2 separate regions of the Homo sapiens genome follow, and region 2 is linked to region 1. The links are chromatin loops, found by intact Hi-C in ENCODE. Cell type or tissue: prostate gland. All regions are shown on one strand. Links, peaks and the distances in the headings refer to the core of each region. The heading gives the core; the rest is flanking DNA. Region 1 holds the start of LOC105379082 (a long non-coding RNA gene). Region 2 overlaps ARB2A (ARB2 cotranscriptional regulator A).

The links. Hi-C counts contacts between places; a loop is a spot of excess contacts. Peaks named below come from ENCODE experiments on the same cell type or tissue, not always from the same donor. Only the 100,000 strongest peaks of a DNase experiment are listed, where the experiment ranks them.
Region 2: a loop joins it to region 1, with 3.0 times the contacts of the local background. A loop is called at or near these places in 2 of 110 quality-filtered maps.

What each region holds. Positions count from the first base shown.
Region 1 is chr5:92,685,049-92,690,437 of GRCh38, forward strand. It overlaps LOC105379082 (a long non-coding RNA gene), which reads right to left and starts at 3,178. Exons shown (of 4, transcript NR_188298.1): 1 at 3,072-3,178. In prostate gland, for the core only: a CTCF peak has its summit at 3,176; no DNase peak of the experiment used is centred there.
Region 2 is chr5:93,792,686-93,798,074 of GRCh38, forward strand. The region is part of intron 8 of ARB2A (ARB2 cotranscriptional regulator A); the gene reads right to left. Among named protein-coding and RNA genes, the nearest start is that of POU5F2, 54 kb to the left of the region's middle. In prostate gland, for the core only: no CTCF peak of the experiment used is centred there; no DNase peak of the experiment used is centred there.

The DNA.
Region 1 (5,389 bases), core at 147-5,146:
GGTGGGCACAAACAGTCCGTAACAAAGATAAAGCAAGACATTAATTTATCCTTCCCACTTAGGATGATAGGGTTAACAAAGAAAATGGTGCACCTACTTTAAAAAAAATTTTTTTAACTTGCTGTTATAATTTAAAAGCCATTAACCACCTACTCTTGTCTCATAATCATTGGAATTGTTGTTAATTAATCAATGAATGCATAATTTCTTCTGAAAAATAAGTAAGCCCACATGACCACTTTTCAACATGTATATAAAAATTGTGTTTATTAATTTGGGCTGGGCGTGGTGGTTCACACCTGTAATCGCAGCACTTTGGGAGGCTGAGGATCACGAGGTCAAGCGTTTGAGACAAGCCTGGCCAACAGAGTGAAACTCCGGTGGTGGGTGCCTGTAATCCCAGCTACTCAGGAGGCTGAGGCAGGAGAATCGCTTGAACCTGGGAGGCAGAGGTTGCAGTGAGCTGAGATCGCGCCACTGCACTCCAGCCCGGGCGACAGTGCAAGACTCCGCCTCAAAAAAAAAAAAAAAAGTGCTATCTCCTAAAATAACTCATGTCTCCTCCAAACTTCCCAAAGATGTATTTTTCTTCCTATTTCTATGAAAGCACTCATACTTAACTCGAAAGCATGACTGAAGCTCGCTTGGCATAAAGTGCACTGCAATTGAAACCCACAGGCCAAGATCCAATGCCTTGTTCTCTATTTTTTCGCCATATGACATTAAACAGACAACCCATTTTTCCAAGTTTTCCTGGGCCTGGGGCTTGACCAATGAGAAAAGTAGGTGAGATCATCTCTAAAGACCCTATCATTCTTATATTTTATAATCCTATAATAAATCACTTTATATTACAAAGATCTTAAGGGTTCTGTGTAGTTAAATGTATTTTGTGCTTTAAATTTTTGTTGTTGTCATTTTTTTCTGTGTGTTTTTCTATAACCACTTTGATTGACAGAAGCCTCTTTACCTGTCCTTTGCAATGCTGCATAATCTTTAGCAATTAAGTTAGTCAAACTGATATAAATCATGACTTCCTTCCTACTAGAAAGTTTTATGTGAAATTTGTACAACTAGAAACGTGGGCTATGAAAGTTTCATACAATTCAATTTTTCCATTATAAATGGCAGTCTATTTACTTTAGAATTTTTCTAGTGGTTTAGACTTTGCCTGAACCAGCAATTTAGAGCAGCCTCTAAAAAAATAAAATTAAAGAAGGTGACATTCATATTTGTGCTGGCCTCCAACTCAAACTGTGTGTCTCACAGTGAGTCTTAGCATAAGACATGTGATTGAAGGATACTTCTGTGAAACAACTGCTCAGGGGGAAGTATGTATCATCTGAGTCCAGTTCAGAAAAGACAGCTGTCCACCTGGAAATCTCTCAGCCTAGTAGAAATGGCCATCCTATGTGTTGTTGTGTCATCCAAGAAGCTCAAAACTGAATGGACATGCAGGCAATATTAATCCTTTGAACCTTCAAAGGGGCCACTGCTTTGTGATTAAAGATAGGTCCTAGTCACCTGGTCCCATTAGTTCATGAATGATGACCTTTTTAACAACACCCTGAAGTCAGCTTTAAAGTAGGGCACTAAAATGGAATTTAATAAAACACAGAACCTAGAAAATTGAAAACAGGAAAAAGTTAAGGTATTCTAACATTACAGGACTTGAAAGCATTGTTTTTCTTCTGCCATATCAAGCAACCTAGTTTTAACCCAGTAAAGAGAAAAATAATGATAAGGTAATGAATATTTTTATGGAATGGGTTACTGTACTTTAGAAAACGTTTTGAGGTCTTTATTAGACCAAAACAGAATAATTCAGTTTTAATGCCATAACAAACTTTACATTTAATAATGTAAGTTGAGTTCTGACAGGGTGTCGGTTTGTATAATTTGTAGGTACTTAATACATGCTTAGTGAGAATGATGAGACTAGTGATCATTTTGATTATTAAAGAATATGAAAACAATACGGCAAAAGGAAGTTCTTCCCTTCTGTTTATGTGGTCATACTTATTTACCACATTTTAAAAATGCTAGTATTTTAATTAAGAAAGACATGTTAGCTTAGAATACCAGAATAAAACTAACCTAATTTTCAGAATCATCAATATGAAGAAAAACTTTGTTGAGGGCTTATTTTATTCCCCAAAATTCAGAAGATTAAAACCAATTGAAATTTAATGTGGTCATATTATTTCCAACCTGAATTTCAAATAAATTATATGACCTATTTCAAGACATACACAATTGTTTCAAACACACTTTGAAACAATTAAATAGAAAGTTTATCTGTGCCTTCTTTGTAGAATCTGGTGTACACTTTTTTTTAGTTTAAAATTATGCCCATGATTGAAAATTAATAAATAAAACTTCTAGATTTTAGTTTAGTAACCATCTGTGAAGATTAACCTCTCAGAACTATATCAGCTTTTTGTTTTATTTTTTTCCTTCTTTTGCTCTTTCTTTCTTTTTTCTTTCTCTTACTTTCAATTGCATGATAAATTCTGGATTATGCCTCACTAAGGCTTCAACACTACATTTAATGAAGTTGTTGAACTTTTAACCTTTGAGTTCAACACACTTGAAAACTACCACCAATATATATTGCGCTTTTTTCTGTAGTTCTGTGTCAAATATAGTGAGGGTCTTTTAGTGTAGAGGACTGTTTACCCAGGCTCTTTGTAAAAACAAATGGAAGGCATTTCATTTTTTACTGGTCTTTTTTAAAATTCTGGAAGAAAAATATGCTGGGGTTCCCTAGAACAACCCCCTCCCTATCCTGCTCCTCTGCTGGTAATTGGTCTACAAATAAAGAGCTCCTGAGTGTCAGCTTCCAATGAAAAGTCATTTATTCATAACCAGACATCCAGCTTCCCAACAGAAAGGATTGTTTTTTCCAAGATCATCTTATATCTTTCAAACTCATCCTGTCTATTCAGCCATGCATACTGCCTGCAAGGCAGCACAAGCAACATTTCTTAGTTTCATAACCAAACAGTAGCAATGCTTTCAAAGGAATCAAAAGGAAGGAACTTTTTTTTTAATGTAGGATTTATACTTACCTTTTACTCTTTGTGTCATTAAACCGTTATAAATGTTGTTCCAAGCTCCGTCCTTCGATAGGGAACCAAAAAAACAGGCAGTTCTCTGTCTTATTTGTTGGAGGAATAATCTGATGAGCAGTGAACACTAGAGGGGGAGCTTACCCGTTCAGGAGCATGAGTGAAAGCTTCAGACCCTCTGGGAGAGGATCAGAGTGATAATAGAGCTACTGACTTAAACAAGGCAAGCTAGGATTTGGTCAGCAGTGGTTCCGAAGTCAAAAGGTCAAGAATGGTACGTAGCCAACTTATTGTCACTTTCCAAAACGGCAAGAAATCACAGTGAAATTGAGAAATTTAGCTGCTGCTTATACCATGATATGGAATATTTTAAAAATCTCTCTGGAGGCAGCTATACTATGAGGAGTAAGATTACAGAGGCTTTCCCCCCCTTGACTAGGGCTCTCTGTCATTTAAATGTCTAAGGAATGATGGAATGAATTATCATAAAATTTTGACAAATTTGATGGCTCAAGCAAAAGGGGGAAATAAGCACTCCGATTATCAGGTTGTAATAAGACATGACATTTAAAATGAGTTTACATGGCAGTTAGACAGACCTTTGCTTTTTTCCCCTTGGTTTAAAAACACTGGGATCCTTTTCTTTGGAAAGGAATTAACTTATTTCAGTTTCTCTTCTCCCTAGCTTAACAAGTATGAATCCTATTACACCAATTATACGTTTCCATCCCTTGTAACCATAGTCCAATTGCTTTCCACAATTTGCCTAAATTTAAAAAAAAAAAAGAACATAACTTGAAAGCAGCAGAATATTTAAGTAGAGATATTTAGTATAAATTTGGTAGAAAAAATATAAGAAATATAAGTTGTTCTTTCATTTGTTATTAGGCTATTTTTTTCTGTATCATCTTACAACACAGTAGATAGGATGTATTGATTTAGAAGAACAAACTATACTTTTCAAAAAGAAATAAAGCAATAAAAGTGATTAACCAAAAAACTGAAAAACAACATTGATTTTCTCTGATGCCACTCACCCCTACTTCTTTACCAAATATAAACTTTTCTTTCAAATAATCTATCTCTTTAAGCCACATGAAAAATCCAAATTATTATGTTTATATTATTTACTAGAAATGTTTGGTTTAAAAAAGATAATTCAATCACAATTAATCTGCTCTTTGGAAACATCCTGCACTTCTAGTTAAAAATTAATAGAGTCTGTGGCATTTTAAAACTATGTACTATTAGTACTATTAGAAAACATATTTCTGTAAAAAAAAAAAAAGAAGAGGAAATAAAGACTTTTTTAAGAAATATGTTTAGGGTGATTTTAACTTTGTCAGGCTCCAACTACTAAAAGTGGAAAGAAGTCACCTGACTTTAGAAAGTGAGCTCTGTATAGATGGCCTGATAACTGACCACCTGACTTTACCTACAATTACTTGAATTATACGAACAAAATAATGTGGTTTGATGAAAATTTTCCCCAGCAATACATAAAAATGTGGATTTGTCTTTGCTTTCCAAGAGATTTTTTAGAACTGTGATGACCAGATCTTTAGAATTTTCTTCGGATTCTAGTAGTGCAATCCCCAGAGGTTAGTCAAAAGCTAGTAGTCATTTCCCACAGACCTGGATAGCAACAATTACTTAGACAGTTTTTACTTACTTAACTAAATAAGAGAGCAGAGGAAGTATGAATTAAATGTAGTTATTCTAAGTTTCTAGGGTTTATATCATGGAAGCCAACTGTTGAACTACTAATAAAAATCTATTTTGAAGCTGCTGATCTGGCCCTCGAATGCATCCTTCATGCTCTGCCCACAGGTACCTGCAAATTGTGTAGGTGGCCAAGCAATGGAGACATACCTTGAGCCTTGAGTAAGCAGTTTTGGGGTTAAGCAATTTGGAGGAAGCAGGAGCTGGCCAAGTAAATGTAACGTTTCCTTTGTATCATTGGAACTAGAGCCATTTTGCTCACCCAATAAAAATGTCTAGCTAGGCAGGGCGCTGTGGCTCACGCCTGTCATCCCAGCACTTTGGGAGGCCGAAGCGGGCGGATCACGAGGTCAGGATATCAAGACCATCCTGGCTAACACGGTGAAACCCCATCTCTACTAAAAATACAAAAAATTAGCCGGGCGTGGTGGCGGGCGCCGCCACGCGGGGGGACGCTGAGGCAGGAGAATGGCGTGAACCCTGGAGGCGGAGCTTGCAGTGAGACGAGATGGCGCCACTGGACTCCAGCCTGTGCGACAGAGCAAGACTCCATCTCAAAAAAATAAATAAATAAATAATAAATAAATAAAATAAAT
Region 2 (5,389 bases), core at 273-5,272, 1.1 Mb after region 1:
CTCTGGGGACTGTTGTGGGGTGGGGGGAGGGGGAGGGATAGCATTAGGAGATATACCTAATGCTAAATGACAAGTTAATGGGTGCAGCACACCAGCATGGCACATGTATACATATGTAACTAACCTGCACATTGTGCACCTGTACCCTAAAACTTAAAGTATAATAATAATAAAAAAATAAAAAAAAGATACATTCCACAGAGACCCTTCATATTCTGAGTATTTATATATAGATTATCTCATTAGATAGAACAATTCCTTTTTAAGTACACAGGTTGGTAGCTGAGGGATTATGTACCAGTTTTATGGATGAGGAAACTGATGCCTAGAGAGTAAGTGACCCACGCATACCACATTCACATAATTAGTGGTGGCATAGCTAGATTTTTTTATTTTTATTTTTAAGAGACAGGGTCTTGCTCTGTCACCCAAGCTGAAGTGCAGTGGTAGGATCACAGCTTACTGTAACTTTAAACTCCTGGGCTCAAGTGAACCTCTCGCCTCAACCTACTGAATGGTTACAACTACAGGCGTACACCAACACTTCTGGCTAATTTTTTTTTTTTTTTTTTTTTTTTGGTAGAAACAAGGGCTTACTATGTTGCCCAGGCTTGTCTTGAACTCCTGGCCTCAGGCAATCCTCCCATCTTGGCCTCCTAAAGCCCTGGGATTACAAGTGTGAGTCACTGCAGGCAGCCTACATCTTTTAACTCCAGATCCCGTCTTTGTACCATGGCTATTTGTACATAATATCCTGTATTTTTTTCTTCTGAAATACTTATAAAACCAGTAAGGATTTGTTTGCCCTCATGTAGCCTCCATGAGGGCAAATCCATATTTGTTAACACCACATTCTCATTCCCTGCACAATGACTGGCAAATAACAGGTGCTCAAAAATTATTTGTGGACTGATGAAAGTGCTATTTACAGAAATGGATCAGGGAAGGTAATGGTTAGGAAGCTAGAGTAATGTCTGGTTTCATGTATTTAGAAATGACTTACATCACAGGTTGGTTCCCTAGGAAAGACTCTAAGACAACGTTTAGCATGCAGGATATTAAGGTGTGTCGTTACAATCAACATCTGAAGAAGGGAGGGGAATGAGGCAAGAATGAACAGAGAGAGAAATTAAGGTGACATGCAGGTCCCATTACAGACTTGCATAACCCCTGGGGAGCTCAGAACCCAAAATGGCCCTTCAGAGTTGTTCCAAGTTGGGTCTAGATGGCTTGGCCTTTAATCTACCACACTGTTCTTTGAGTATGGGCACCAAAGTGGCTGAGGCAATCTCTGATGGGACTGACAGCTGAAGGATGTCTGCTGAGAGCACTCCCAAGGGCTGAGGCAGTTAAGTCCTTTATTGAAGGTGCAACTGAGTAGTGCATCACAGTGTCTACCACAGGCCATAACAGAAATTATAGCATTTGTTTACCCTACTTTCAAATCTGTCTTTGACACACTGAGTTAATTCGAAAGCCTTGTCTTCAAGCTCTGAAGTTCTTTCTTCTGCTTGTTTGATTCCATTGCTGAGACTTTCCAGTGCATTTTGCACTTCTCTAAGTGTGTCCTTGATTTCCAGAAGTTGTAACTGTTTTTAATTTATATTATCTATTTCACTGAAGAACTTTCCTTTCATATCCTATATCATGTGTTTGATTTTTTAAAATTGAACTTCACCTTTCTCTGGTGCCTCCTTGATTAGCTTAATAATTGACTTTCTGAATTCTTTTTCTGGTAATTCAGAGATTTCATCTTGGTTTGGATCCATTGCTGGTGAGCTGGTATGATCTCTTGGGGGTGTTAAAGAACCGTGTTTTGTCATATTACCAGAGATGTTTTTCCAGTTGCTTCTCATTTGGATAGACTATGTCCAAATCTGGGATTCAAGGGCTGCCATTCAGATTCTTTTGTCCCACAGGGTGCTCCCTTGATGTGGTGTTCTCCCGCTTCCCCTAAGAATGGGGCTTCCTGAGAGCTGCACTGTAGTTGTTTTTGCTCTTCTGGGTCTAGACACCCAGCAGAGCTACTGGGCTCTGGTTGGTACTGGGAGTGTCTCCAAAGAGTCCTGTGATGTGATCCATCTTCAGGTCTTGCAGCTATGGATACCAGCACCTAGTCTGGTGGAGGTAGCAAGGGAGTGAAGTGGACTCTGTGAGGGTCCTTGGTTGTGTTTTGTGTGCTGGTTTTGTGTTGATTGGTCTCCAGTCATGAGGTGGCACTTTCAAGAGCACATCAGCTGTGGTTCTATAGGCAGGATCTAAACTTGTCCTAGGGACACCTGGTTAAGTATTCAGGTTACTCAGGCGGTGGGCAGGGCCATAGAGCTCCCAAGAGATTATGACCTTTGTCTTTGGCTACCAGGGTGAGTAGAGAAGGACCACAAGGTGGGGGTAGGGATAGGTGTGTCTGAGCTCAGTCTCTCCTCTGGCAGGCTGGCTGCAGCTGCTATGGGGGGTGGGGCTGTGTTTACCAGTCCAGTGAAGGAATATTCCCAGGGGGATTGTGTTCACCTCTGCTGAGTCATGCAGGTTGCCAGGAAAGTGGGGGAAAGCTGGCAGTCACAGGCCTCACCCCGCTCCCATGCGGCCCACAGTCCTAAAGGCCAGTCTCACTCCCACCATGCCCCACAACAGCACCGAGTCTATTTCTAGGCAGCCGGTGACCAGGGCTGAGAACTTGACCCAGACCATGAGCCTTTTTGTTGAGAAGGCACGCAGACTCACAGTTTTTCAGCATCTCAGGGAGCCTGCAGCAGTGATCCAGTTCCTTCAGAGGGTCTGTGGATTCTCTTGGCTTTCTTGGTATGTTCCTGTGGTAGTTCTTGGAGCATACATTCATGATGTGAGCCTCCACACACTGCTCTGTCCATCCAAGTGGGAGCTGCATACTAGTCCTGCCCCCATCTGCCATCTTAATCCTCTACATTCAAATCTAAATTTTCCTTCCAACCTGCTAACACTCCATTGTCTTATTCATGTACTCAAGATCACATCATGATTTGACTCACTAATAGCTAAGAGATCAAGTAGGTTTTTCTTAGATCTTAGATTTCAGACCTCTTACACACTGACACCATATTAACCCACTAAATGTTGGATTATGAAGAGAAAAACACAGAGCTAAAAGAATGTGAGGTCTGCTTTCAGAAGACTATTGAAAAGCAAAAAAAAAAAAAAATCAAAATCACAAATTTCAAAAATCATCCTATAAATCCATGGGGAATGATTGGATTTTCTGAATTTCAAATGAAATGTATATGTCAGATAAAGCAAGTTATACCTGTGATTTCAAAACTAAATGCATCTAAGTTTAAAATAACCCAAACTTCAAATAAAGTATGCAATCATCACTACTTAGCATCTGGCGTAATACGCTGAAACCTGATGGTGTTGGTAGGGGAAGGAAGGATAAGTATGGACAGAGAGGTTTCACTGTAAAAGTAACAAGACGGCTTTTCAAATCTCAGCCTTTATTCCCTATGATACAAAGAAAATAAAGACTGTGCGATATAAATTTGGGGACTAAAGACATTTGAGATTTTGATTCTTTTCCAATCTTAGTTGTTTTATGCCCTCAAATGTTTCTAAATTTTTGCCTCTAGAAATTCAGGGTAATCTTCATTTGATCACATTTCTTCAATGTAAGCTCAGGTTTATGAAGCTGAAATGGTATAGCACTAATGTGATTGGCCTATATGGTGGGGGGTGGTTCTTGACCAGCTCAATAAAAACCATTTAAATGTTCTTAAGACAGGATGTGTTAATCAACTGTGGGTTATTACAGCTGCCAGATACTGGGAGAGGTTGACACCCATCTGTAAATGAGAAAGTGACATCATTATAATAAGTATAAGTCACAGGCCTTCTATATTGTTTGAAAATATTTGAACGAGGATCTCCAGATGGCTCTTCTACCTAGGAACTTATGCTAAATACCTGAAACTTCTGTTCCCTGCAAGTGAATACTGTTGCTTGAAGAAACTTCTATTCAACTAACTTTTAAGGGCTGTTTAAATGAACACTTCCCAACCAACAAATGTGGGACAATTCTTTAAGTTGGGATTTTAAAATCCGACTTGGATTACATGCTGGAAACATTTTTCTTATGAAGGCACATCTCACATTTCTGAAATAATGAAAGTCTGCAGAAATAAATGGTTTGAAAGGTTTATTTGAGATAGGACTTTTGGGGATTGCACTTACTGCACAAAACCATATAAACATTGGGTGGAAGAAAAGACAGGATTGAATTTAAAGTAGCTACTTACCTCTATGTATATGGCTGCATCTTCCTTTCACAGATAGAGAACATGTATATACACTACATGTAACAAAAGAGCACTTCTGAGTTGATATACTAGTGAACCATAAACAGTCCACTATACAACAAGTTTCCTCTATCAATATCCACCCTAATGGAAAATACTGGAGTAGCACTTCAGATCACTAACAGGAAGAGGAAAACTCTGAAACCCGTCATTTAGACATCTGACAGCTCTGATGCATGAGAGCACTGAAAAATTTACACTGAGGAAGCGTTTATGTGTGAGTGAAGGTGAATTATTCTCTAGGCTACTTTAAAAAATTCCATTTTCTTTCATGTGTCTATTCCTTAGCACTTCTTTGGAGGACATTCCATCAGTTGAGTCAATGATTCAGAGTCTCTATTCTATTATCATTAAGTATTGCCTCAATTTCATGAGTATGAAATAATTCAAACAGCAAAATTCTAAAATAAATATACTTAGGAAGCACAGTACAGAGTGTTTAATAAGCATCAGTATTTATTATGGTAGGAGGCAGAATTTTTGTTACATCACACCTTTTGTTAAGTAGCCAATATGAAATTCTATAAAATGGCAAATATATAAAAGAGTCAGTAGTTCACTAATTTAGAAAGTCAATTATGTATCACTGTTTCATATCAGGTTAATTACTTCATTTACATTTTCAGAATTTTAAAGTAGTGCCTGAAAGGTGACAGACTGACAGTACTACAGACTGCAATTCTTAAACTATTTTACTGAGTGTTAATAATATAAAAGGCAATATACAAAACAGAATTACACACAGGTTTTATCTAATGTGATTATAAGTGAAATAGACATGGCACAGAAATGGGAGAACAAGAGAGGTGTTTTCAGAAAAATTTTACTGAAGACGTACAGTACAAGGGAAGTGATAAATTGCTAGATAGCTTCTATATTGTTCTTTTAGGCATATATGTATGAAAGGATGGCGGTTAAATATCAACAAAACATCAATGTGTCTGAAGGGAGGAGAGTGAATGACATTTGAGAGAAGTCAAAAGAAGAAATCTAGATTGAAAAAGAATAAAAGGGACTCCTTGAGGGGAACGTTTATTGTAATCAGAAGTATAATAAAAGGA